Regions from separate parts of the Homo sapiens genome. Here all the other regions are linked to region 2. The links are chromatin loops, found by intact Hi-C in ENCODE. Cell type or tissue: PC-3. All regions are shown on one strand.

Evidence for each region. A loop is a pair of places that touch in the nucleus more often than their neighbours do. Peaks named below come from ENCODE experiments on the same cell type or tissue, not always from the same donor. Only the 100,000 strongest peaks of a DNase experiment are listed, where the experiment ranks them.
Region 1: a loop joins it to region 2, with 5 times the contacts of the local background. A loop is called at or near these places in 5 of 110 quality-filtered maps.
Region 3: it touches region 2 in a loop (6-fold over the local background); 4 of 110 quality-filtered maps call a loop at or near these places.
Region 4: it touches region 2 in a loop (3-fold over the local background); 3 of 110 quality-filtered maps call a loop at or near these places.
Region 5: a loop joins it to region 2, with 13 times the contacts of the local background. A loop is called at or near these places in 72 of 110 quality-filtered maps.
Region 6: a loop joins it to region 2, with 10 times the contacts of the local background. A loop is called at or near these places in 7 of 110 quality-filtered maps.
Region 7: a loop joins it to region 2, with 10 times the contacts of the local background. A loop is called at or near these places in 73 of 110 quality-filtered maps.

The regions. Positions count from the first base shown.
Region 1 is chr4:124,645,507-124,649,506 of GRCh38, reverse strand. No RefSeq gene overlaps it. Among named protein-coding and RNA genes, the nearest start is that of ANKRD50, 65 kb to the left of the region's middle. In PC-3, no CTCF peak of the experiment used is centred here; no DNase peak of the experiment used is centred here.
Region 2 is chr4:124,332,711-124,336,710 of GRCh38, reverse strand. No RefSeq gene overlaps it. Among named protein-coding and RNA genes, the nearest start is that of LINC02516, 220 kb to the left of the region's middle. In PC-3, a CTCF peak has its summit at 2,465 (motif pointing left); a DNase peak (open chromatin) is centred at 2,430; H3K4me3 peaks cover 277 bases; H3K27ac peaks cover 488 bases.
Region 3 is chr4:124,427,944-124,431,943 of GRCh38, reverse strand. No RefSeq gene overlaps it. Among named protein-coding and RNA genes, the nearest start is that of LINC02516, 130 kb to the left of the region's middle. In PC-3, no CTCF peak of the experiment used is centred here; a DNase peak (open chromatin) is centred at 2,473; H3K4me3 peaks cover 1,241 bases; H3K27ac peaks cover 2,565 bases.
Region 4 is chr4:124,412,854-124,416,853 of GRCh38, reverse strand. All of the region lies in intron 1 of LOC105377408 (a long non-coding RNA gene), which reads left to right. Among named protein-coding and RNA genes, the nearest start is that of LINC02516, 140 kb to the left of the region's middle. In PC-3, no CTCF peak of the experiment used is centred here; a DNase peak (open chromatin) is centred at 2,013; H3K4me3 peaks cover 548 bases; H3K27ac peaks cover 2,859 bases.
Region 5 is chr4:125,242,673-125,246,672 of GRCh38, reverse strand. No RefSeq gene overlaps it. Among named protein-coding and RNA genes, the nearest start is that of FAT4, 70 kb to the left of the region's middle. In PC-3, a CTCF peak has its summit at 1,618; no DNase peak of the experiment used is centred here; H3K27ac peaks cover 953 bases.
Region 6 is chr4:124,938,454-124,942,453 of GRCh38, reverse strand. No RefSeq gene overlaps it. Among named protein-coding and RNA genes, the nearest start is that of ANKRD50, 230 kb to the right of the region's middle. In PC-3, no CTCF peak of the experiment used is centred here; DNase peaks (open chromatin) are centred at 943 and 1,893; H3K27ac peaks cover 4,000 bases.
Region 7 is chr4:125,282,016-125,286,015 of GRCh38, reverse strand. No RefSeq gene overlaps it. Among named protein-coding and RNA genes, the nearest start is that of FAT4, 31 kb to the left of the region's middle. In PC-3, a CTCF peak has its summit at 2,129 (motif pointing right); no DNase peak of the experiment used is centred here.

The DNA.
Region 1 (4,000 bases), 310 kb before region 2:
CTCTTAGAAAATTATAATGCATGTTGTCATATTAAAGACTCTGAGAGGTCCTTCAGGAAAAATATTAACTATTTAACCTTACAAAAACTAGTGTTTCTTTCAAACAATTTTTGACAATAAAATGCCTGCCTCCACATTCTTTTACAAATTTATGCTGTTCAAAACTAGGTAAGGAATGCATTCCAGAATTGCTTTGCTTCTCTCACCTCTCACATCTAGGTACAGTCACACTCCGCATCATGACGCTTCAGTCAACTACGGATTTCATACACGACTGTGGTCCCAAATCATTTAATGGAGCTGAAAATTTTCTGTCACCTAGTGGCATTGTAATGTTAAGAGCAAAGCATTTGCTCACATGTTTGTGTGATGCTTTGTGGTAAATAAACCTACTGCACTGCCAGTCATACAAAAGTAAATACATACAATTATATACAGTGAATAATATTTGATAGTAAATGACTATATTACTGGTTATTTACTACACTGTACTTTTTATCATTATTTTCTAATATATACCTTACACTTAATTTTTTTAAATTAGCTGTAAAACAGCCTCAAGCAGGTCCTAAAGGAGGTATTCTAGAAGACATCATTATCATAGGCGATGACAGACCTTACAGTGGGGCAAGATGTTGGAGTGGAAGGTAGTGATATTGGTGATCCTGACCCAGTGTAGGGCTTGGTTAGTTATGTGTGTTTGTGACTTAGTTTGTAACAGAAAAAGTCTAAAAAGTTAAAAAAATTTAAAAATAGAAAAAAGCTTATAGTATAAGGATATAAAGAAAATATTTTTACAGCTCTACATTTGTGTTTTAAGCTGTTATTACAAAAGAGTCAAAACCCTTAAAAATTTAAAAATAAACTTTAAAAAAAGTTACAGTATGGTAATGTTAATTTATGATTGAAGAAATACCAATTTTTAAAATAAATTTAGTGTAGCCTCCGTGTACAGTGTTTATAAAGTCTACAGTCGTATACAGTAATGTCCTAGACCTTCCCATTCACTCACCACTCACTCACTGACTCACCCAGAACAACTTCCACTGCTGCAAAATCTATTCATGACCTATATAGGGATTGGGGGTCTGCTTTTTGATCTTTTATACTGTATTTTTACTGTACATTTTCTATGTTTAGATAGACAAATACTTGCCATTGTGTCACAATTGCCTATGGTATTCTTTACAGCAACATGCTGTACAGGTTTGTAGCCTAGGAGCCTATGGGCTCTAACTCTACCCCATTTCTCACCTTCCTATTCTGTACTTCTGCCCATTTCCTCCATCCTTGTTTAGAGCCTCTCCTGGTCTCCTGGGACTCCCCCTTAACCCGTACTCCTCTCTAGTGCTCTGCCTTCTCCAACTCTTCAAGCTGATGGCAGCTAAACTATATTCCAGCAGAGCTCTGACCATGTCACAGCCTCTTCTGTGCTCTTCAGTCTAGCGCATCTGCTCTGCAGTTTTTCCTTCATGTGGCCACCAGTTATCTTTTCAAAACATCACTCTATTACAGCATAATCCTACCTCTAAACTTTTAGGATCTCTCATTTCTAACAGAATGCCAGTTCATGCATGGCACAGAGCTTCTTACAGGCTATCTTTCACCTACCTTTCCAGTTAGTTGCTTCTTCCTCCATTTTCTCTGCCACTTCACCACCACTGCACAGGCACCAAACCCTCTGCTCACATCCCCATCGAAGTGTTTACTATTGCTGGAACACTCTATGCTCGTTCACAGCTATATTTCTCTGCCCACATTGACCTTTGTTCTATTCTCCCAGACAGAGATTATTTATTTTTAATGACTCTTGTAATTTATTTTTATATTTCATGGTTTTTTTTCTGTTTTATGCTAAACAGATTGTATCATTTTTCTCCCACTGTAATCTTCATTTAGATAGAAAATGAGTGTTACTTATCTTGATATCTTTTGGATTGTCTTGTACATAGTATGTGTTCAATTACTAATCTTTGAATTCCAATTTCTTTTCATTCAGAAACAGCTGTGTGGTAGTGAGAAACATTTAAATCCTGCTATTTTAGGCCACTTGTTAAAACATACTCTTCACTTAATCATTCTCAAACAGGATCCCAACTCTTAGTACAAAATAGTTTATATTTTCTTATTCCTGCTTTCCCATCTGTTCTACTCAGTCAGTTTGTATTGAATATAATAGGAAACCAACCAATTATTCATCACTTATTTGTTTGAACATTTGTGGGTTGACTACTTAATTGCTTTTAGCTGATACTCTGCCCTGACCTCTTTTTATTGGAGATAATTAAGTTGAATTCAGTTGATTCTTTTAAGAAGAACTTAGTAGCTGACACTGAGGTCAAAAAGACCTGTCCGTTTGTCCTCTAATTATCCAACAAGCATGGAGAAAAAGGAGGTTTCACGTATGCAAAAAGAACAAGTGTGGGCTGTCAGCCACACTTCATATCACAACCCTTCCTCTGAGCATTAACCATACATGCTACTGGTGCAATAATAATAATAATAGGTATTTGATTTGCGACCTGGTAATGACTCCTTCGATGTAAATTATGATAGAAGCTGAATTAAAAACAGATGAGTGGGAAAACTAGCTCATTAAAAATAAAATAGGCCGGGTGTGGTGGCTTACACCTGTAATCCCAGCACTTTGGGAGGCCAAAGCGGGCGGATCATGAGGTCAGGAGATCAAGACCATCCTGGCTAACACGGTGAAACCCCGTCTGTACAAAAAATACAAAAAATTAGCCGGGGGTGGTGGTGGGCACCTGTGGTCCCAGCTACTCGGGAGGCTGAGGCGGGAGAATGGCGTGAACCCGGGAGGTGGAGCTTACAATTGCAGTGAGCCGAGATTGTGCCAATGCACTCTAGCCTGGGCGACAGAGCGAGACTCCGTCTCAAAAATAAATATATAAAATAAAATTGGGAAAACAAAAGAAGAGCTATACAAGGATGAAAAATAAAGCATAATCTTAGAACAAAAATAGAGGCCCTACAAAGGAAAGCAAGATAAAGTGACAAAAAATAATCAGTGAAGCCAGATGTGGTGGCTTACACTTGTAACCCCAGTACTTTGGGAGACCAAGACTGGGGGATCTCCGGAGGCCAGGAGTTTGAGACCAGAAGGGCAACATAGTGAGACTCTGTTTCTACAAATACAAATAAACAAACAAACAAAAAACCAGATAAACAATCAATAAAGTCTATGATTTTACTCTAAGGTTCTGGACTATATCTCTTGATTTGTGCAAAAAAAACATTATTATTCATTAAACTGTAAAATAAACTTTATTCACACATTTCTTATATGCTTTTTATTTACATTTCTCACACTTAATTTTTTCTATTTAATTGTAGTCATGCTTATTTTCCAGTTAAATTCTTAATTAATCCAGAATGATTTTTAGTGTTCCTGGAACATTGAGAATTTATTTGCCAAATGCATACTAATTGTGAAAACTATTAGACTGGCCTCACTTAAATACAAGAAGAAACCTATTTATTGTTTCATCATCTTAGGTTCAATGCATTTAATGTTTGTCTTGGACAATTCTGTTTGTGACCAATAATGCATTTCAACTTTCCAATGGAAATGTCATTTATTTATTTAGTCAATAAATGCTTATTGAATACTTAATATCCACTAATTTCCATGTTAGAAAGTGACTTTAAAAAGCCCAATTTCTGCCCACAAGGAATTTATATTCTAACAGTCTCTTTTTTTAAACAGAGAGTAGAAATGTGATACAGAATAGAATTAGAATGTGTGCTCAATGACAGCAGAGGCCATTTCTCTTTTGTTAACATCTTGCAGTTCTTGGCATAAAGGAGATGCTCAGGAAGTAAGTCTTTAATGAATGAATGAATCCTTTGAAATAGGTTTCTAACCAGAGATAGACAAAATCTAGAAATGTAGGGTGTTTTACTGTTTTTATTTATGTGTTCAGTAGTATCTTGTTTCTAATCCCCATAAGTAGAGGGACATAACCATGCTTTATGAAAA
Region 2 (4,000 bases):
AGAGTTAAATATATTTCATTGAACATGCATAGCGTTCATTTTTCAGGGGATTTGCAAAGCGCAGTACTAAACAAACTTATTACAATAGGTCAGGAAGCACATTTGGATTTCAGAAACTATCAAATCGCAGAAGTTGTTTGACAATCTAAGAAACAGTTCTAGTCATTGGAAACCTAAGGATGTACAAAAGTTTTACTATTTTAAGGGGGGTAGAGGGATGGTCTTCACAGGAATCCACAGATATGAAAACAAGACAAGGTTTCTGAACAAATTTCTGTCTAGGTGTTTTTGTTCTTCCTAATACAGACTTATCTACCACTATCTTCTATATTTGGAAGGCTTTAGAAATAGTAAAATAATAAAAGTTAATATTTATTGAGTACTTAAGTACTTTATAAGTTTTAATTTTCTTATTCTCACAAAAAGGTATACAGAAGTGTTAGTCCTCTTTACAAATACAGAAATAGACAATTAGGCAGTTTATATGAAATCATACATCTGGTAAGGAAATATTTTCAAAACGTTTAACTGACACCTTCTTCCTGTGGTGTAATTTCATTAAATTAAAAACATGGGCTATGTTTTCCAAAAAGATAATATAGTACAACTTAAACTATGGCCAACTTAATTTATTTGAATAAAGACCAAAACATACTAAAAGTATAGCAAGCACTCTTATTACTGGAAAAGTAATATGCTTGAGAAGTTTTATGAGAAATTGTTCTGCTGGAAATAGTGAGTACATTTTTTAATGTAAAATAAGAACACATGGCCTGAATTTAGGGTAGAACATTGAAGCAGATACTATTCTAAATTTTGAGCTGTGCATCTATCATAACCTAGAGCAACAAAATTATAAGGTTTACAATTCTAAGTTGTTTCATCCTGTTCATATGTTGATGAACTAAAAATCTTATTTGTTTCTTTCTTCTTCTCGTTAACTTACCCAATGATGTTTTAAGTTATTTAATGTATGCAAGTAGTTTAAAGGTAGTGACTATGGTTTTATCTTTGTTCCTCTAGAGCACATAGGAGACAAATTTGACACTGTGGTCCAGGATAGTGTATTCTTAAGTAGAAGAAAGTCAAAGTTTGTTTTGTTTTATTTTTTCCTAATTTAAGCAACTCAATGATATTCATTACTTTCATTAATATCCATAAAACAGAGATATGTACTTTATTACATACAAAGGAAGAAGTGGTATAACCAATTTTGAAAACAGCATGCCGGTTTCCTAAAAAGTTAAGCAGACACTTGTCATATGACAATTCCCCTTTACCAGCCCTTACCCTCTTAGCTTATACTCAAGATAAAAGGAAATACACATCTCTACAGAGATTAGTACACAAATGTTCATAGAGTCTTTATTTGTAATAATCCCAAGCTGGAAAAAAACCCATAAATCCCCATCAATAGAAAAATAGATAAACTATGGCATATCCAAACCTTGGAATATCACTCAGCAATCAAAAGGAATGAACTCATACATAGAACAATGTAGATGAATCTCAAAATGATTATTGAAAGGGAGAAGCGCTAGACGCACCCTCACCAAAAACAGTGTTCATATTGTATGAATCCAGATAGAAAATATGAACTAACTTACAGTGACAGAAAACAGATTAGCGGTCACTTCAGGGAGAGAGAAAACAGAGAATAATGGGGAGGGGAGGTATTACAAAGGAGCACAAGAAAAGTTTTAAGGGAGCACAAATTTTGTTGCAGTTATGTATGTGAAACTTATCAAATTATATGACTTAAATAAGTAGTTTATTAATGTTAATGATACCTAAAAGCTTTACATTTAAAAAAACTAAATTTAATGAAGAAGAATGACTGTGAAATCAGTAATTTAATATTATTTTTAATAGGCTGAACTGTGTATCATCTGTAAGCAAAGCTATTTCTTTGCCCCCTTAGAATAGCTACTAGAGTACAATTGTCCTATATTCACATTTTTTTCCGGAATGTACTTAACAGATTGTAACTGCCTGATGAATGCAATCTAAATAATTTTTAAAATGCGTTTCTTTTATTTGCCATGTGCTTGACTTACAAGTATATCTTAAAATGTTTTTTTGTTCTAATTTTCTTTTAAACTTCTCTTAAAGTGGATATTTAATACCCACTAATAAGAGAAAACTGCATTTCAACAGTTCTGCCAAAGAGCTAGCTTTCTTTGCCATAGTATTATTAAATTATTGATTGTTCTTTTTCAGAAAGTCAGTTTAAATTACTGTTAGTTTCCAGAAATGGGCTGATTGTACTTGCATTCTTTTATAAACTTGTACAGAAGGAAAAATGATTACCCCATTCTCGAATTTCCCCATTTCCTAATCGTAACCAAAGGATCGTCCTATATATCAAGCTAATGTCTCTCCCTAACAGTTAACAACACTGTGACTCAACAGCTAGAAAATACTTACCCCAGGACTACTTGAGGAGACTATCAAAAATCTTAGAAACCATGGGCTCCACCTAGTGGCATTTTCCCAGTTGATATTATGGTTTTAAATCTAGCATTTAGCTTTCTGCACAAACCATTGTTTTTATTTAAATTCATTTAATAAAATTATAAAATAACACTATTCTACTTAAGTATTATTATTCAGTAGATTTGTGGTTTTAGTCATTTTTCTTTTTATGCAACCTTACTACTATAGTGCTTAGTATCATGCTTTTGATTTGTTTGATTATTCTAAATGGAAATAAATGGGGATTATGTTTTAATAATAAGGAAGTAGAGAGATGTATTAATATATGATAGCATTTTCTAAAAAGGGAATCCATTAGCAAGTCTATATAATTTCTAGTATTATGTCTGAAGTAACTTATAAAGGAAACGAATCTAATGATTGTATCATATAAATTATACAAAGCAGTGATCTCATGATCGTAGTTTTAAGTTCTCTGCAGCTTTTTATTTGGAAACTATTCCTCTTTGAGACATTAAATTTCTTTACCAGAATACCATATTTTTACTTGAAGAGTTGTAATTACGCAAGACTAACATTTAAGCTGAAAAGTCATTCGTTAAATGCCAATTAAGATTTCTGAAGTCATACATTTTGCTTACCAGACAAATCAGAAGATACTCAGAGATTTAGATTGAGCAGCCTATCGAAAAAGCACATTCCATTTCCACTAGCTCAGACCATTAGGAAAATGTGGGTTACCTGACAAGTCAGGAAGGGCTTTTAAATACTCTACAAAACTTCTGAGAAGCATATCTTGAGCCAGGAACCGTGCACTCATCCTCAGTTCCTTTCATCTGTACTTTAAATTGCTTTACTTCCCTCCCTGATATTCCCTCAGGTCATTTGCCAACCCACATACATGTACCTGGGAGTGTTCATGGACACACACACACAGTTTTCCTAGTGCCTCTGATTATAGCTGAAATACATTCAGCCTTTTACCTCATACTAAGCAGAGGGATTGATGGAAGAAAATTCCAGGGCAACCAAGGGTGGAGGCTAGGGATTGGTAAAGACAACGTTCCTGATGGATGCATTTTTTTTTTTTTTTGAGATGGAGTCTTGCTCTGTTGCCCAGGCTGGAGTGCAGTGGTGCTATCTCGGCTCACTGCAACCTCTGCCTCCCGGGTTTCAAGTGATTCTCCTGCCTCAGCCTCCCAAGTAGCTGGGAATACAGGCGCACGCCACCATGCACAGCTAATTGTTGTATTTTTAGTAGAGATGGGGTTTCACCATGTTGGCCAGGATAGTCTCCATCTCTTGATCTCGGCCTTGATCCGCCCACCTTGGCCTCCCAAAGTGCTGGGATTACAGGTGTCAGCCACCCCGCCCGGCCCAATGGGTGCATTCTTTACCGCTTTTCAAAACTGGATTGAGCCTCACAGTCTGCTAAGGTTTTCTGGGGCTAGCAGCCATCCAGCCCTTGCTGCATGGCTCTGGGTGAGTAGAGGATGCAGGCAAATCTACCCTCCCAGGGCCCTGGTGATTGCTGCTGCTCTGAGTTATGTAACTCCTGCTCACA
Region 3 (4,000 bases), 95 kb before region 2:
GTGTGGAACCTGAGTATTTAAGCCCTATCTGTGGAGTTTTCACAGTAGAAGATGAGAAAGCAATTGTAAATGGTTCTGAAATAGGCAGTCCAGAACTATGAGTTAACTGCACTCATGGAATTGGCATGCTTAAAAGCTAAACAGGAATCACTCATGCTAAAATGTACAACAGTCATGTAAAACAGAAATTCTTTTAAAATGTTCAAGCTTTTTAGAACCTCAAAGTTATAATTTCAGGAACTGCCTATTCTGATTAGATACAGGTTTGGCTGTGTCTGAGACATCCACCTAATGCAAATAGAAGTGTGTTTCTCCTCTTGGTTTCCCAGAGTAATTTTCTTAGTTCTGCAAATTTTTTTGTATGTAGAAATAATACCTTAATTCATACATGAACACATATATTTCATTTTTTACCTATAAAATATCAAAATCTTACATAAGAACATGAAGTTGTAAATAATCTTAACATTGTAAGTACATTGTAGACAAAATATTTGGAATATGTTATTCTATTTATTTATTTATTTATTTATTTATTTTTGAGACAGTCTCGCTCTATCACTGCAGTGCGTTGGCGCAATCTCGGCTAACTCCAACGTCTGCCTTCCAGGTTCAAGCGATTCTCATGCCTCAGCCTCTCAAGTAGCTGGGATTACAGGTGTGTATCAGCACACCCAGCTAATTTTTGTATTTTTAATAGAGGCAGGGTTTCACCGTGTTGGGCAGGCTGGTCTTGCACTCTTGACATCAAATGATCTGCCCGCCTCAGCCTCCCAAATTGCTGGGATTACAGGCATGAGCCACTGTGCCTGGCCTGGAATAGATTATTTAAATATAGTTTTTCTTTTTCATTTTAAAATCAAGTTCTGATATTTATAGCTGGTTGTCTATTTGACTTTAAAAGTCCACAAAATAATAGTATCAATATATAATCTACCATGACTTAAATAATTAATGTATTTTAATACCATTTATCCTGCTAACCACCAGTTGAGGTCCTTATGTTTTCTATTTTCCTAATGAAAAAACTGAAGTTCAAAGAAGTTAAGTAACTCCTGAATAACACACAGTTACTAAATGTCAGAGCTGGATTTGAAACCACTTGGGTTTGAAACTTTCCAATGCCCCTCTCTCTTAGAAGGGATGTGTGGAATTTTCTCTTATTCTGCTTACTAATTACCTTCATGAAATTCATGTTATATGTGTGGAAATAGCAAGGACCCATTATTTGTGTGCATTCACTTTAAAATTAGACCTGATTTTAACAATTAAAAATATGAGCTAGGCTTACTTGTTGGAAATTAGAAATGTATATATTTCTTAACACTGTTATTAGTAATAAAAATTAGAGAAAAAAGGAAAGAGCAGAAGCATCAGGTAAGTAAACAGAGATGTGGGTGACATGTAAAGAAAGAAACTCAAATTATGAATGAATTGCCATCTCTATGATATATAAGTAAAATAACATTTTACTTTAAAAAGTAACCAGGACATTAGGACTAAATGAAAATGAGCCATCAGCAGTTCAAGCATTTTAGATAGTAAATGAAATGAAATATTTAAATTCACATTTAAAAATTATAATTTTTGGTGGTTTTAGGTACAGACATGGAGGAAATCTGAACAATCTGATTATACAGAAAATCTAAATTTTCCATATTTAAAAAATTTACCTCTACAATATAATTACTCTAATAATTAAAATAAATTTTAAATACACTAAATATTTTTCTCTTTCATTCCATTCCACAAAGAATCATCAAGCACCTACTATATTCCAGTCCTTGAACCAGGTGCTAAGGCTGTACTGAGATGTACATGGTCCTAATCCTGCCCTAATAATTCAGTCTACTCGGTCATGAGATGAGAAAACAATTCAAGCACAATTCATGGGGCCACTAGGGGAGCAAACAGGAAATTACTTATTTAAGTCACTTTCAAAAAATTAATAACCTTCAAAATTAGTAACCCATTTTTAAAATCCATTCCAAATGAATAAAATATAAGGCTTGAAGTCTATAAATGGGTAAAGTCCAATTTTCCTGAAAACTTTCCACTGCAAAATGAACACGCTGGAGGAATACAGACACTGAGGCCAGCCTTAAATGAGTTAAAAGGTGTTGCATTAAAAAAAAAAAAAAAAGAAGAAGAAGAAGGAAGTTTTGGTAGTTAAGAGAAAGGATAAACAGTTTATAGTTTCAAAGTTCTTCAACTTTAGAAGACAGCCATAAGAAGGGACATAAAAATTGGATGTGTGTGTGTGTGTGTGTGTGTGTGTGTGTGTGTGTGTGTATGTATACAGTTACATGTTTGAGCAGGAAGTTTGGCAGGCAGAATCTAAGAAGTGAGGAAGCGACTGATTGCCCCTGGGAGTTGGCAGGAAACACACAGGCCGAGGATAGGAATTAGAAGTATTTGATAGCTCAGAGGAAATCATGGCACAGAGAGGGAAATAGTGTAAACACAAGGGTCACGAAATAAAGACAGAGCGCTTGGCTCCCTGGTGGATGCAGGCAGGAACAGAGGCCATAATCCAATAACCCAGTGTACAAAGCACCTCCATCACCGAAGCAGCGGGCTTGGCAGGAAGCATAGATCATACCATTATGTCCTCATTTCTCTCCCCTGTCGGGAACAGACTTTATGACTAAACTTCAGATAGAAGACATTATAGGAAAAAAATTGTGGGGCACAGTTTTAGAAAAAGAAGGAAGATTGCCTTGAGCCCGTTTCACCCAATAACCTTTATGCTACAGATCAGGTTTTGAAGTTAATGGTATTTATTTTGGCTTTTCATGATTGGAACCTGTGATGTGAATTTTGATATCGATATCTAAAGAATAGACTGAGGCTTTTGACTTTTTTTTTTAATTAAAAACTGATTATCAGAGATAGTTATACCCTGAAGCTAATGAAGGTAAAACATCTGAAGGTAAAACATCAGGGTCTCTCACTTGAATTTGGTCTTACAAGACCCTATGCTCAATTTTGCATTTGTAATTTTAATTCCTTTTCAAATTGTATAAAGAATATCCTTTATAGAGAGATTGTTACAAATGCTCTACTTGGCTCATTTTGTCATTATTGACAGGTTTCGTGGGTGGGAACATTTTTTTGCCAGGTCAACGAACCCAAATTTCTACATTCAAAGTGAAAAGGACATGAAATTTCAACTACATTTCTAGAGGAATGAAAAGTATATTTTAATGTATTACATAAAGAAAACTGATCAATCAATTTTGAAATGCTGCAAACTGAAATTCAACAGGAATGAATACTTCAGTTGCTCAAATACATGAGGAGAACTGTGATTGATATTTGTTGGTCTCTGATGTTTTGGCACTACATTACCAGAATATATTTAATTTCTTGTACAAGCAAATATAATGTGTAAGAAATAATTTTGTAAATCAGTTTAAAAATCCTTACTTTGATTCTTATGCTACATTTTATTTTAATCTAAATGAATCTGATACCTCATTTGATTAAATATTCTATCACATAAGATGTTTTGGGCTGCAGGTAATAGAACACACAGGTCAAATGACATAAATTATAAGGGAATTTGTAATTTCACATAATAGGGTGCCAGATACGGCTAGATAGGTCTGTCACAGAGCCACAGTTTAGTGATGCCGTTGTTATTTTTTCATCTGAATTCCTCCCCATCATCAGCATTGTCACCCTCATGATCTCAATTCAGCTGCGATGGTTCCACAAGGCACAGGCAGGCACCACCAACCCAGTGAAGGAAAAAGAGGTGATTTCTTTTGAGTCTCTGTTTCTTTTAGTAGGAAAGCATTAACCCAAAGCCTCCTTCCACTCAGGTCCCAGTTGGTCAGCATTGGTTTCATGTCTTGCCATAGCTGCCAGCTTTCCCAGTGGGCTGTGCCTGGCATTTCCAACCTCTAACAGGGCAGGTGGGCTTGGCAAGGAGAGTCAGGGGAGTTGGGGAATACAGGGAACACAATCAAAGATTGCTACAATTTGCCTTTATTCA
Region 4 (4,000 bases), 80 kb before region 2:
ACAATAATTTAACCCATTATTCCCCAAATATATTTGAAAGTTGAACTTTTTCTTTCTAGCGCATACATACTGCCTATATTGGGAAAGCCTGACAGAGATTATTTTCATTAACCTTTCCAGCAATTTTGTCAACAAGTATTGAACTGAAACTCCTGCCTTAAAAAAAAAAATGGAGAGCTTGAAAAATGTCACTTGGCTATGACAGAATAGAATCCAGGTCTCCTCATTCCTATTCTGAGACTCTTTATACTTCAGGTACCTCCTGCAAATTATTAAACCACTGTGGTGATTTTCTCATCTAAGAAAACAGGTTGTTGCTCTGGACATTCTCAAATATACTTTTCCAGGCTTTTATCCACCTGGAATAACCCCATCCACACCCCATCACCACCATCACCTTTTTATATTCTCATTTTCCCAACATCATGCTAGAGTCTTGTATTCTCCATGAGGTCTTACTGTAACAACTTAATCTTTTCTTGTATCCAAAAATCTCATGGAATTCTCTGAGTTCTTCATTCTGGCAGTGATTAGATATTGCCTCATGTAATATAACTAATTCATGTGTGCCTGCCCTATTTCTCTAATATCAGACAGTTTGTCTTAATCTTTGTGTTTATCTGTCATCATCATCATACACTCTATATAGCACTTATTGAATGAATGAATGAATTTGTGCAGAGGGAAATGACTAAGTGAATGATGGAATTGTGGACACATGACATGGACAAAGTGTCTTGAGTATGCATCCGTTTAATATTTCAATTATTAGTATTTTCACAGAGTGGGGAAAGTAGTGTACACTGGTAGGGAGCATGGACTTCTTACTAGATCAGTAGGTCTCACACTGTAGTATTTATCAGAATCCCCTATGGGGTTTGTTAAAACACAGATTGCTGAGTTCATTCTTTAATGCTGAGTTTCTCATTCAGTAGGTCTGGGATGGGCCCTGAGAATTTTATTTCTAACAAATTTCCAGATGATACCAATGCTGCCGGTCCAAAGCTCATATGTCGAGAACAACTAAGCAAGGATAAATTTAATTAGTTCAGCAGCTGAACTTGCTCCTTTCTGCCGTCTGACTGAGAAACGCTCTTAAATATTTAGCCTTCGTCTCATTATTTTATAAATGAGCTTAATATACTTAAGTTGCAGAATTATGATGATATCATATATTAGAATGGGCCAGACATAAAAAAGTCACTATTACATATGAGATTGCTTCCTTTCCTCCTTGCTGAGGAAGTGGCTGAGAGTGTTTCATATGGCAGTCCTTCCTTTTTCTTGTCTCCATAAGTTCTCAGAATTTATACTATACTATTCATTTATAAATGTGCCCATGTCCAGCAGCATTTGCCTTGGAACCAAGATATTGAATAACAGGAGCAATAACACAGACCTCAGGCACGGAATTCATTACTCACAGCCAACGGCAGTTCTTAGTTCAGACTACAGTCAGTTCCAGTTACAAATATTCCTTGCTGAAGCACAGGCTTCTGCTTCAAAACAACTCAGAGACACGGACTGCTTTCTGTTTTATCTCCTCATATAGCAGCGATAGTGCTTAAAGTTATCCCCAATCTGATGCCATTCCGTCTCACTCCATCAAAAGGCACAAAGGAGCCCTATCTTGGCTTTATTACGGCATCCTTTCAACAGACCCTTTGCTTGGGAAAGAATAGAGCTGAGCTTAAGTGATACTGCCTCACTTAGGAACTTGACCATTAGCAAAATTAATCGTAAAAGAGAAGCTATAGTAGTTTTAAAATTCTCTGATGAGAGATTTCTCTTAATTTTAAGTGGTTGGATTACATGAATATATGCCTCCTTTTAAGCCTGGATTATGAAAATGGTCTCCTTTAAAGTTTAAAAGAAAAAAACCTTCCTATTTTGTTGGGCTGTTTTACTGTCTAAATTATTATATGAATTATATATGTTTGACTCATTCACTCCTGACAATCAGAGACTATATTCACTCTGTTCCCAGTTGGGTTCTGAGGTTGAGCCTAAGATCTGAGTCATAATCATGCACATTAAAGTTCAATGCCATTATATTTTCTACATTCACAGAAGGCCAAAACTGGAAATGTCCATAAGTATCAAGTAGCCTTGCCTGACATTAAGTCTTTCAGGCTCCCCTAGGAGGAGTTAGAACAGTGACAGAAAGGACTTGGGGCTCCTGCCACATAATACAGTTTCTGAAGATCAGGTGTGACCTCCCTACTGCTCTTGGAGAGACATTTCACTCCCTGCTTGGGAAAATTAATTATTCCCACTTGGCTTAATTTTCTGAGAACTTTTCTCCTCAGATTTCTGGCAATTCTATCCCCACTCATCAGCACGACAACAGGGCTGAATAAGTCTGAAACACTGTCAGTGATAGATGAGTGGGCTTATATTTTGGTGACTTTGCTTTCTACACTTTGGCATACAGCTTCTTTTCATCAAAGAGGTAAAACAAACCATGGAGAACATGAAGAGAAAAACCTTTTGTCTCTCATCTGACACCAGATGGATCACCCCAGTCCCTGCCAGTAGCAAGATCGGTAGAATATGAGAAAGGGGAATCAGGATCACTCAGACCTTTTTCTCTGCTACTGGGCAGCCAATGCTTACTGGAGGAAATAATAAAATCATATGTATTGATTCATTCCAGATAAATGCTCTCTAATTTAAACTAAGCCTTCTAGGCTGATGAGTAATCATTTTATTTATCTCCTGTTGAATCATAATTTTATTTTCTTTTTTAGCTATTTCAAAGTGTCTTTACTCTTAATGTCTGTAAGCCTAGCCAAAACCCTTCAAATTGCTGAATAATTTTTCTCTAATTTATCAAGATTATTAAGACTATTTGAAAGATGTCTTCTCGGCTTTCCTTGTTACTATCCCTGTACTTTTTATTCACCATCTCTTTCTGCATTGTATTGGTCTATAAAATCATAAACTGTGTGGCTTATAAACAACAGACATTTATTTCTCACAGTTCCGGAGGCTGAGAAGTCCAAGATCATAGCAGATTCAGTCTGGAGAACACTTTCTCGTGCATAGATGATGCCTTCTTGCTATGTCCTTGCATAGTGAAAGGGCCAAATCAGCTCTCTGGGATCTCCTTGAAAAGGCACTAGTCCCATTCATGAGGGCTCATCATTTATGACCTAACCACTTCATAAAAGGCAGTGCCTTCTAATACCTTCACTTTGTAGGTTAGGACTTTAGCATATGGATTTTGGGGGCACACAAACATTCAGGCCATAGCATGCATATCTAACACACTTCTGAGGACAAACAGCATTCCCATTTTCTTTCCCATGGCTCTATGTGTGCTCTCAATCCAACCTTCTCATACTTTCTCTTTGACTGATTTGTTATTTTCTTACTTTGCTTTGTCCTTCTTTTTTTGCTCTTTACATCCCCATTTTTGCTTGGGAAAGAATCCAGCCGAGATTAAGTGCTGATGTCTTACTTAGGAAATTGATCATTAGCGAAAGTAATTGTGAAAGTGAAGCTATAGTAGTTTTTACTCATGATCATATCAAACTATCAGTCTTAAAATAATTTTCCTCCTTACTTACCTCTCTCTCAAGCTCTTCTTCAGTCTCTCTGCTTTCTTCCACGTCTAAAACTGATTTATGATCTAGCTTCTGCCCCCATTACTGTTTGATAACTGGCATGTTTTCCAGTCTACATCGTCTTACTCTCCGCTGAATTTAGCCATGTAATCTCCTAGCTTAAAAAAATTCTTTGATATTTTAGCATTTATTATTGCTTACAAATTTTCATCTCTCTTTTTTCTCATTAATGTATTCTTATTCAACATCTCATTTCCTAAATGCAAGTATTCCCTTAAGATTCTATCCTAATCCCTATTTTTGCCTTTCTTCACTTCCTCCTTTGATGAGCTCATTCATCCTCATTTTTTTGAGCCGTTTCTACTGGACAAGTAAAAGTCAGTCTCTCTGGCACTCCTCTCTGTTTAAATTCGTACCTCATGAGCTACTCT
Region 5 (4,000 bases), 910 kb before region 2:
TCATCAAACTATATACATTATTTATGTGCAGGTTTTAATATACCAATCATACCTCAGTAAAGCAGAGTGGGGGAGAAAAAAGGCCATTAAGAAGCAAAGTAAATGACAAAATAAACGACATTTCTCAATGAGCTAGAAAAAAAAAGAAATAGCAATATTTCATTTCATTAACTTGTTGATGGGAAAGCAGTATGGTAAGTCACTTTAGAAAAAAGTTTGGTAGTTTCTAATTAAGAACATGCTTTCCACACATCCTAGTACTGTACAAGTATTTATTCAAGAAAAATAAAATCTTACGTTCTCACAAACACACAAAATTTAAGCAATCTGAGTTTAGAGTTTATCTTCCAACTACAACTGAACATTTACTTTGTATGCATAGTTTTTAAATATATATATGTAATTTGAAAAATATTTCTAGACATCCTTTCTGATTCATGAAAAATCATTGATAATTCAGAAATGACAAATTCTTCAACTTTATTCTAAATGCAATATAGCATTTCTGTTTACTAACTTGCCTACCAAACTGTCTTTGGAGCATAATGTAAATTTATGCTTCATTAATGTCTATGTTAACTGATATTTACTTGCTCATACATTGATAATTGTTCTTCAGAATTGCTTTTCAGATTTTACATTTTTTCAAAAGCATCACATCTATCTAAATGCATTCATCTAGTAATTCGTATTAATTCTTGTGACGACATTTTGTGATGGTTACTTGAATCATCATTAAAACGTTACTTGTTTCCATCAAATAAAACATTGATGGAAAATGATTTCAGTTTGCATTACTGGATTAGAAATAGTTTCCTTCAAATTTTAAGTAGTCCAATTTCTTTCTTATGTAAGAATTATTTCCACAGTATTCAAAGTAAATTGGGACTTCTCTTTTGTTTTATATTATCTTTTTAAATTCTGTGGGTGCAACAGATTCTCATCTTGTTTCAAAATTTGTGATAATGTTTAGAATTCACAATACAATTAGATTAGGTGCTTGGAAGTCAGAATTCACGTATCTGATAGCTGAATGTAAGAGCTCTCATATCAGTCAAACTCACATGAGAAAGAAAGAAAATTTCAAGATATTCAACACTTTATTATAAAATAGGCTTTATGTTAGATGATCTGATCCAGCACCTCAAGAACGTATCACTGCATATCACTAACCCAGGAAAAGATCAAATTTCAAAATTCAAACGAAGTATGGCTTCTACTGACTGTACATTTCTTTGGCACCAACATAAAGTCAAAAAACTGTAAATAAAACTATCACAAATTGAGGACCATCTGTACTAGCATTTATAAGAAAGTTCTAATTCATTGCTAATTAAACATGTTCGAAAAGTAAATTACCATTCTTGTGATGATGTATGATTTGGCTATCTATGCATCTACAGTTCCTTATAAACCATAAAAGTCAAGGTATCAGTTTCTGCTTGGCTTAAATAGCATGCATGTTAGTGTGTACAGCCATTTTTGAAAAAGGGGTGCTTTCTGTGAAAGACAATATTAATCTCTCATCAATGGAGCTAAAAATGTCAGTAAACCATTTAAGTTTATTTTTCTTTGGATTGTCTGTCTCCATCCTGTTATTTTAGTTTTTGCATCACTAGGGGCCACTGTTGTCTTTTAAATATATTTCACAATTATGAACGTCTTTAAATACTATATCTGAGTAACTTCAAAATTGATCAATTTTAGAAATAGAAGGAGGTCATGTATTGTTTTTTAGGCAGTCTGCCTACTTGAAATGTTTTAAAATGATTTTTGAGTAATCTTAAAACAAAATGTGAAATTTTCTTTTAAAAATTGAGTCACTATATATACAAATGTAGATGTTATTCTACAAATTGATATTTATTTTACTCAAAGTCTCTGTTTATAGTTATAGAAAGATCACAAACCTACTTTCAGTGAAATGTCTTTGCAAAATAATGAATTATAAAATATGTTAATAGTAATCAAAGATAAGAAAGAATAATTAAAGCTATTGAGTGCCAAACATTGTTCCAAGAAAACTCCACTCACTATAGCATTTAATTCATATAACAACCCTATGAGTTATCTATCAATAATATTCTCAATGTATAGTTGGGGGCACAGAGGGCTTAAGTAAATGGCACAATTTACTTAACCATTTTAATGTACTTAACCAATTTAATGTAACCATTAGCATAATGTTACAACAGTTGACTAAAAAAAGTAGTAGATACAGGATATATGTGTATGTGTATGTACATATAAAAATATAGAGAATTATGTGTGTACACACATGCACACACACATTTTGATAGTGATGTCATTGTTTAGATCTACACAGCATCTGAGATTTTACCCTACTTGTAAGTTAGAAAATTAGCCTGGAACTGTTTTATATATGCTCATAAAAAAACACAAAAGTCCTGTAAAGGAGACAAAGGACTATATTACTCACAGCAAATGTAGTAGCCAGAGCTTCATATTTATACCAGTTTCCTCTGTCCTCCAGACCCACGGGTGTTTATACATGCAATGGATTGTACCGCAGCAGAGAAACATTGAGGTTGGGGAATGTATTGCTTTTATAGCAAGTGGGAACAAGCCTGCTTTCTGTCCAGGGGCAGATGCTACCTCTTCTCAAGGTTGGACACCATAATCACAACCTTGGAAGATGGCTCAAATAGCAGTCAGGACTTTGCATTTTTAGAATACCCAGCAAGAACATGCAGGAATGTTTAGGCTCCATGGCAGAGTGCCTGTTCAAACAGTCATCCATTGATTTTAATATGAAGTGGTTTTCATTTAATTTAATATTTTTATGGCTCACTCCTCAACCTCCAAAGGACAAGAAGAATGGATGACCGATGGCAATGCTGTAAAAGCAAGATAAAGAAAACTCTTCATATTTCCTCTGATTGCATTTCTTCTCATTTCTTGTAGGCAATATTGTTTGGCAGACTCAGCTTATTTTTGTTCTTGTTTTTCTAGATTGTTCCATTACATTTTCATTCATTTAATAAGCTTTTACCCAGTGCCCAATTTGTGAACAAATTTGGCTCACAACCTCATAATATAAATTTTATTCAATATAATTATTTTAGAATTTAATGGTCTTTTAAAATCTCTAATATATAAGAATGTTATATTTTGATTTTTAACTTTATATCTAATACCATGTGTCAAAAATAAATTGCATTTATAAACTCTATCCATGATTTTATATATGTTATAAGCTATACTGCCACTTAAATTGTTTCTTGTTTTAATTTGTGATATATCTTCTATTTTTCTCTTAGGTATTCCTTTGTTGAAAGCTAGTAGTAGTTTCTTAAAACTATTTTATTCACAATATTCATTTTTTTCAATAGAAGATGATTTAAAATTATTACTTATAATAATGGCATTCCAAAACAATGCTTTATTTACCTTACTATTTATCTTACAATCTTCTTTAGTATTTATAGCATCATCTTTTACCAGAAATTACAGATTTAGAAAGCTAACTTCACAACTGGATTTCTAAGTGTCTATAAAATCCAGAAGTCAATGAATATAACTTAAAAATAAATTTTAGTATGAGACGTGGGTCTTTATCACCGTAAAAGTATAAGAATTCATTTTCCATCACACTATGGATTCGAAATCCTTAAAGACTGGCACTACATTTTATTTCTTATGTTATTTTTTTCATGGAATACAGGAAATCACATGCATAATACATTTTATTAGGACAAAAAGTTTAAAAATAAACTTTAGAGAATGACTCTGATACTGGAATTGATAACTCTAAGTTATTGTCTGAATCCACACCAATTTATCATTTTTTTCTGGTGAGAGTATATCCTAGGATCTAATACCACATTTCAAATATTAGTTACATGACATTGGGCTGTTCGTGTCAAGCTTCTTGCCTTCATTCATTTTGAAAAAAAAAAGTTAAAAACTATTATTGAGAAGCTTCCCTGAAATTATAGGTAGAATTAACACATACTGGTAAACAGAATGTATATTTGAT
Region 6 (4,000 bases), 610 kb before region 2:
TGACTTTTGATTAAATTAAATATGACAAAATTAAAAATGACTTTGAACAATTGTATGTCATTACATTTGAACATAATTGTAGAAATATTCACCCTTGTGTGATACCAAAATTGACAAATTAAAACTCCTAAGAAAGAAATATAATCATAGCTCACTACTTTACCTATATAGTGAACTAAATTTACATGGTCAAGATAATGTAAATAAATAAAAATAAATGGAAAAGTTTAGTTTATTGATTTTCAACTTTTAAAGTGATTCTATATATAAAGCACATAAAATTATCCTTGGATTATAGAACTGAATAAAATGTTATCACCCTAACAATGTATAATGCAGTGTAACTTGAATGGAAGGTAGAAAAGAGAAGACGGGAAGGAAAGACATCAAAAAAGATAAAGATGCTAATATCTTTATTTTATACATTAAGGATAGTCATTTATAATGGAACATGAAATAAAGTTTTAAATAATTTCTTAAACCTAGAAAAATACCAGTAAAAGAGCTATAAAGTATTAAATATTTATTACTTTATTATAGTATTTAATAAAGTAATTATTATAATAAATAAGAAAAAGTGTTAGGGAAGAGGATAGGTTAGATAAGTAAACTGAATCCTCACCTTTAAAAGATAAAAATCAGTAAATATTTCTAAATATCATAAAGACATAGTAATAAAAGTATATTTGGGAGATACGAAGGTAACTATAAGAAAAACAAAATATATTCAAAACAGTCGCTCTGAGGATCAGGACGACAGTGAGAATTGAGAAAGGGAATTCCTGGTTTCCATTATAAACTCATCTGTAACATTTTAATAAGTGCTTATATTGCTCTCATAAGAAAATACTAAAAAAAAATGCATATATTAATTGGATGTCATAGCCCTTCAACTCTTGTCCAAAGACTACATTACACCGAGGAAGTTGATTACTCAGTTAACATGATGAGTCATGAGGCAGGTAATTTCAAGGCATGAGAAAAAAAGATCTAAACATGGAGATTAGGTAGGATAATGTATTGCCTGGAACAAACACCTAAAATGCACAATAAGAAAAAAAGAAACTATTACACTCAAGGCAAAATTATGAGTTGGGAAATCTTTGGTATAATCAGTCAGGTATTTTAAATAAGCTGTTCGTAGGGAATATGGATGTGTCACTTAAACTAAGTAACGGGGTTAACATTTAGATGCATAAATGCTAAAATAGCCCAAAGACTGGTTTGGAGCAGGGTGTGATCTGATTTATCATTCTACAAATCTTTGAGAATTGATTAATCTGATAAGTTAGGAACAGGAACAACAGATCAAAGTGACTATAACAGTATAATTCTAGAAAGATATAAAAAGAAGAAAGTTGTAAAATATAACTAAATGACTATCTGGCATTTTTCAGTGTTTTTAATGGCAATACAATTTATTTCATCTTTATCGATGCCCTTAAGTTGGGCCTAATATGTTGAAATAAGGTTTTCTTAAATGATGGAACACTATTGTTAATTACTCAATATAAAAAAACTCAGCACTGTAATCATTGTCATTATAAGCATTTATGATAAAAATTTATAATGAAAACATTTTAATTGTTTAGTCTAATATTGTTTTAATTGGAACAATAGAGCCTGTAAAGCTATATTTGTCAAACAAAACATTAAATAAAATTATGGCTGCTTTAGAAATTATGAAATATTCTTAAAATAACTGCCTCAATTAGCTACGATTGTCCACGTGGAATTCAGCAGCAGTGAGTCTGCCTTTTAAATAATGACAGTTGTGTATCAGCACTTGGAAATACTACTTGTGTGAGTTTGATCATTTTTCTCTGGAGGTGGATGTCTTCCAAGTAAAGCACATGAGTTAGTGAATGTTCTATTTCTTTTTTAGCCACGTTTTCTCTTGGGAATGTCAAATTGCTCAGCAGAGTTAAATGAATGTCTCATCTCAGTGGAATGTAATAACCATGTGAAGAATACAATGGAAGGAAATTGTGTCCTCATCCTTAAGGAGATTATAACTGAAGGGTCCACATTCAGAATACCTACCCAATGTTTTAAGAAGATACTGTAGAACTTCCAGTAACAATGGAACTTCCTCTTTTGTACTAGGATGCTTATAAAAATGTTAAATTCATTTTTATCTCTTTGGGGACTTTTGCCTCCAGACAAATGCTTCCAAACTTGACTATTCATCAAAATCACCTGTGTAGGATTTTAGGGATTATGGAGTTTAAAAATTCCCAGCTCTTACCTCCGGAGATTTTTATATGGTAACTCCCCAGGTGATTCTGATAATTAGCCTGGCCTAAGAACAACTGCTGGAGGTAATTTCAACATAAACAGAAAAACTTGTTTGACCAGAAATTAAAAGTGTGCCTGCAAAGGTCAACATACTCAGTCTGGACAAAACAGAAGAACCAAGACCTCACATTTACAAATCTATATGCCAAAATAGATAAGGTTCCTGTATGCCCTTTAATTAACTTGAAATTAAGTGGCTCTTATTTAAAAAACTAATTTTCTCACCTTATCTTGTTACATTCTATTAAGTTTCTTTTCATAACATTATTGTAGGCATATACAAATACTCCTCCAGAGGATTTCCAAAGGACTGACACTGTTTCCACATAAGAGTTAGGTTTGGTTTTCAGTGAATTGGAAAATATTAAAACATATTAATCCATAGTTGTAAACCTACAAATGTAAAACTATGTATCACCTATGACATCTTTAGCAAGTGGTAATCTATTCCTAATCTATTTCTAGTACATAACAAAAATTTAAGTCCCTAATTCTTCAACTCCCAACAACTCAGCACAAATACAGAAAAGGAAGGAAATGACAAGGAAAGTACAGAAAAGAGGAAGAAAAAAAATTGAAGAGGGAAGAAAGTGACAATACTAAAAGATTTTTATGGAATTGCTAAAACAGAAGCCAATTTTTACCAGAAAACAAGAGTATCCACTGTGTATTAACAATATCTATTTTTTTTTTTTTGAGACAGGGTTTTCCTCTTGTTGCCCAGGCTGAACTGCAATGGCACTTTCTCGGCTCACTGCAGCCTCTGCCTGCTGGGTTCAAGCGATTTTCCTGCCTCAGCCTCCAGAGTAGCTGGGATTACAGGCATGCGCCACCATGCCCAGCTAATGGTATAAAAGGAAGCTCCACTCTGCTCCATGACATAAAGTGTTCTTCCCTGGTGCATACAAGTCATAAGATGAAGGTTTCCACATAGGTAGTTGTATGTATCATTAAGTATTGACCACTCTCTTAGACCCTCTTGTTTAATATTTTCCCCCAACACAGTTGAGCTTTCTTAGCAGTCAGATTTGGGAAATAGATATTGTGTGTTTTAAAGCCTCTCCTAAGGGATGACTTGAGAAATTTCATTTTGGTTTTCTTCTGTAAACACTGGCCTTTGAAGCATGCATACATGCACAAATAATTGTGGAACGCACAGTCAGAATAAAGTCTTATTAAGTTAGTATTATGCAAGGGACTATGGTAGAGAACATTTTAACAATTCCCTATTCTTCATGGATTGATAATATTGTAAATATTATAAAAATGAACTTCTGAAAAATTAGACACACTAAACATAAGCCCAAATTATTTGTCATCTGATTCAGCAGACATAAAATGACTCAAATTGCTCTAAATGTTTCTAACCACATACTCTCAATTTCTGTACTTGCCCTGTGACGGACAGCTAGTCTGTAAACCATACTCTGAAAAATATGGATTTATCCCACTGGGTTTATCAGAATTCTTACTGGGACCAATGAATGAGAGGTTACAAATTCAAATCTCTCATAAAATGGTAATAGAATAAAAGGTCATTTAACTTGGAATTTGATTAAGCTTCACACAAACATCATAAATATGTTACCTAATGAACATAAATAAATAAACAGAAAACCTCCAAATGTATGCCCCATAATTGTTACTAGCAGCAAATCCATATGGGTCTGCAACAACCTGAATTCTTGCCTCCTCAGAAAAA
Region 7 (4,000 bases), 950 kb before region 2:
GATGGGGATCAAAAATATAAACCTTCTTTTTTTTTTTTTGAGATGGAGTCTCGCTCTGTCGCCCAGGCTGGAGTGCAGTGGCGCGATCTCGGCTCATTGCAAGCTCTGCCTCCTGGTTTCACGCCATTCTCTTGCCTCAGCCTCCCTAGTATCTGGGACTACAGACACCCGCCACCACGCCTGGCTAATTTTTTGTATTTTTAGTAGAGGTGGGGTTTCACCGTGTTAGCCAGAATGGTCTGGATCTCCTGACCTCGTGATCCACCCACCTCAGCCTCCCAAAGTGCTGGGATTACAGGCGTGAGCCACCGCTCCTGGCCAAAAATGTCAATCTTAATAGTAATAAAGTTTAATCAAAGTGTGTTGTTATAGACTGCTATTTCATAAAATTAGTGGTACTTTAGTACACTTTAGTACATAGGGATAATTTCTCATCTCCTTACAGTAGGAAGTTTATAAAACAAACAGGCATACATTACATATTTGTTGATAAATTTATAGAAGATTGTATTTGTCAGTTTTCACACTCCTATAAAGAACTACCTGAGACTGGGAGATTTACAAAGAAAAGAGGTCTAACTGATTCACAGTTCACATGACTGGAGAGGCCTCAGAAAACTTACACACATGGCGGAAGGGAAAGCAAGGCACATCTTACATGGTGACAGGGTAGAGAGAGAGAGAGAAACTACCACACACTTTTAAACCACCAGATCCTGTGAGAACTCACTCACTATCAGGAGACCAGCAAGGGGGATGTCCACCCCCATGATTCAATCACCTCCCACCAGGCCTCTCCCCTGACAGGGGAGAATTACAATTGGAAATGATATTTCAGTGGAGACACAGAGCCAAAGCATATCAAAGGTGTTATTTTGTTTTTGTTTTGTTTCATTTGACATAATGTGGAGAAAACAATTTTGAAATCCTTAGGCACCAATTCTTAACAAGATACTAATTCTATCAATCCAGGGTTTTCCAAAGAGACAGAATCAATAGGATACATATATATACAGAGAGAGATATTATTAATAGATATAGGTATAGACATAGATACATGAGGGGGATTTTATTAAAGGAATTAGCTCTCGTGCAATTATGGGGATTGAGAAGTCCCATGACAAGCCCTGGGACGGAGACCCTGGGATGCTAGTAGCATGGCTCAGTCCAAGTCTGAAGGCCTCAGAACTAAGGAACCTCATGGTGAGCTCTCTGTTTAAGACTGAAAGCCTGAGAATCTGGAGATGGCAGGGGGCGTGGATATTGGTGTAAGTCCTAGAATCCCACGGCTGGTGAACCTAAAGTTTTGATGTCCAAGACAGGAGAAGAAGAGTATATCTCAGCTCTTTGAAAGAGAGACCTAATTGCCTTTTCTGGTTTTGTTCTAGCCAAGCCCCCAGCTGACTGAATAGTGTCTGCCCACATTGACAGCAGATCTTTGCCACTTAATCCACTCAGATTAACATGCTAATTTCTTCTGGAAATACCTTCTCTCTAGGAATTATCTAATCCAGTCAAGTTGACACCTAAAATTAACTATCACAAGAATATTTGCCTGTCACTACTAAATTCTATACTATACCACTACTAGTTCTACTATTAATTTTATGTCAACTTAGTGCAAAGTTAAGCTTAGATTTTAGTTGTTTGACAAATATAATTGATATACTAAAATAGCTTACAAACTTCAAGCAAGGAAAACGTGTTTAGGTCCTAATATGTCCAGTTTCAGTGTCAGACTGAACTGGGCTTAAAATCCAAATCTACCATGTCATAGTCATATGATGTTGTAGAGATACAGCTAGTTGACATTGGAATCCCACCTAGAATCTAAGGATTCCTGTTCAGGTCAGTACTTCATGAAAGGTTAAAAAATAGTACTTGCAGACTGAGAGATCTTACATTTCTACCTCAAAAGCTGGTAGTAAAAATAAATGAAAATAAATGACTCTTGTGAAATGATTTGTGTAATAATACCATTACCACAAATAGGCTGACTACAATGATTAAATTCGGCTATTATGAAATATCATATTTGCATATTCTATATCCTTCTAGATCTAAATTCTTACGAAGTCACTTCTAAAAATGTTATTTTTCAAAGTGGCCACATGGTGGCAGACTTCAACCAAACAAGGACAGTGTTTCTTAAAAACCCTTCATCATTTTATTTTAAGCGATTTGTAAAAGCCAAAAGTTTACAAAATTAAATCCAGGACAGGCACTATATTTTACACCTTTATAGTCTCAAAACGTAAACTTAGAATTTTATGTACTAAGACAGAGTTCTATTTTGACATCAATGAAGAGCTCTTTCTATGCCTCAAAGATTGCTCTATAGGGTGGAAGAGGGCACAACTTTCTTCCCACTGGATAGCCTTTCTCTTCTGAACCTCTTCTTTTTGACCAAGTGAAAAAAAGTTCTGAGTAATTGGAAAAATCTATTAAGAACATGAGTATCGTGGTCCCACTGGTAAAAGTTTGTAGCTTCTTTGTTGGCTTCACTACTTACTTTCTTGAATGACTTGGGCAATTTCTTAATGCTCCTTGCCTCTATTTTCTTTTCTGTAAGGTGCGAATAATAAAACCAGTTCCTCCAGAGGTTTCCTGTGAGAACTGAATATGCCTGCAGAGCACGTGGAACAGGACTTGCACATAAGAAACATGCAACACGCACTGTTGTTATGATTACTATCCTGTATCATTAACAAAAGAAATGTAAACAATGAAGGGTTATTAAGCTTATCCTTTATATTTGAAAACTGGGGAAAAAATAATCACAGAGTAAATCTAATTTGCAAAATTTTGGGAATAGTGCAGTATACCTGGAAACTGTAAACCAGCACATATTCCTTTCCCTTCCCAGGTGTCCTTCCATCCTTCTTTTGTTTGTTTATACACCTTCCCCAGGGAAATCCCCATGAACACACACACTCATATGCACACACTCACAGCAGCTGAAAGAAGAGTAATCTAGGTAATACTACATCTGGAAACAACAAGGAATGAACATGGCACAGTGAGAATTCTTCAAAGAGAGTTGTAGCATAGAGATAGTCATGTGTCCAGGATAAAAATAAAAAAAATGGTTGAAAAAATATCACTGTATCAAATTCTCACTATTCTCCACTTTCACACAATGCTCCCAGGGCAGAAAGAGAGATGCAGAGGAATATTTGCACATGGAACTAGTATTTAAAATTATTTTTCTCAAAATTGAATATAAGGGGTAAAAGATGATAGTTGTTGGGTTTAGAAGTTATGGAGGAAAGAGCCACAAAAAGAATGACCATTAAGGACCGGGCGCAGTGGCTCACGCCTGTAATAGCAACACTTTGGGAGGCCGAGGCGCGGGGATCACAAGGTCAGGAGATCGAGACCATCCTGGCTAACATGGTGAAACCCCATCTCTACTAAAAATACAAAAAATTAGCTGGGTGTAGTGGTGCATGCCTGTAGTCCCAGCTACTCGGTAGGCTGAGGCAGGAGAATCACTTGAACCTGGGAGACAGAGCTTGCAGTGAGCTGCGATAACGCCACTGCACTCCAGCCTGGGTGACAGAGACTCTGTCTCGAAAAAAAAAAAAAAAAGGAACGAGACTACCAGCTGAAATTACACATCTTCTTCAGCTTTTCTTATTGAACCAGACGACATGAATGAAAGTCAAGTAATTCAAATTAAAATGGTTACTCATTACTGAGAGAGTTGAACATAAATACATTTATTTCTTCCCTTCTTCATACATTTACTTATCCATTTATTCATACAAAAAACATCTGTAAGACTGTATTACATTTTAGTAACTAGGAAGTGCTGTGAATGTGTGTCTGTGTGTGTAACTTGAAAAAATGCACAAATTATGGTTTAGTGATAATAGCATTGTGTCCGGAATTTGTGGGTTCTTGGTCTAGTTGAGTTCAAGAATGAAGCCACGGACCTTCACGGTGAGTGTTACAGCTCATAAACGCAGCAGGTACCCAAAGAGTGAGCAGCAACAGG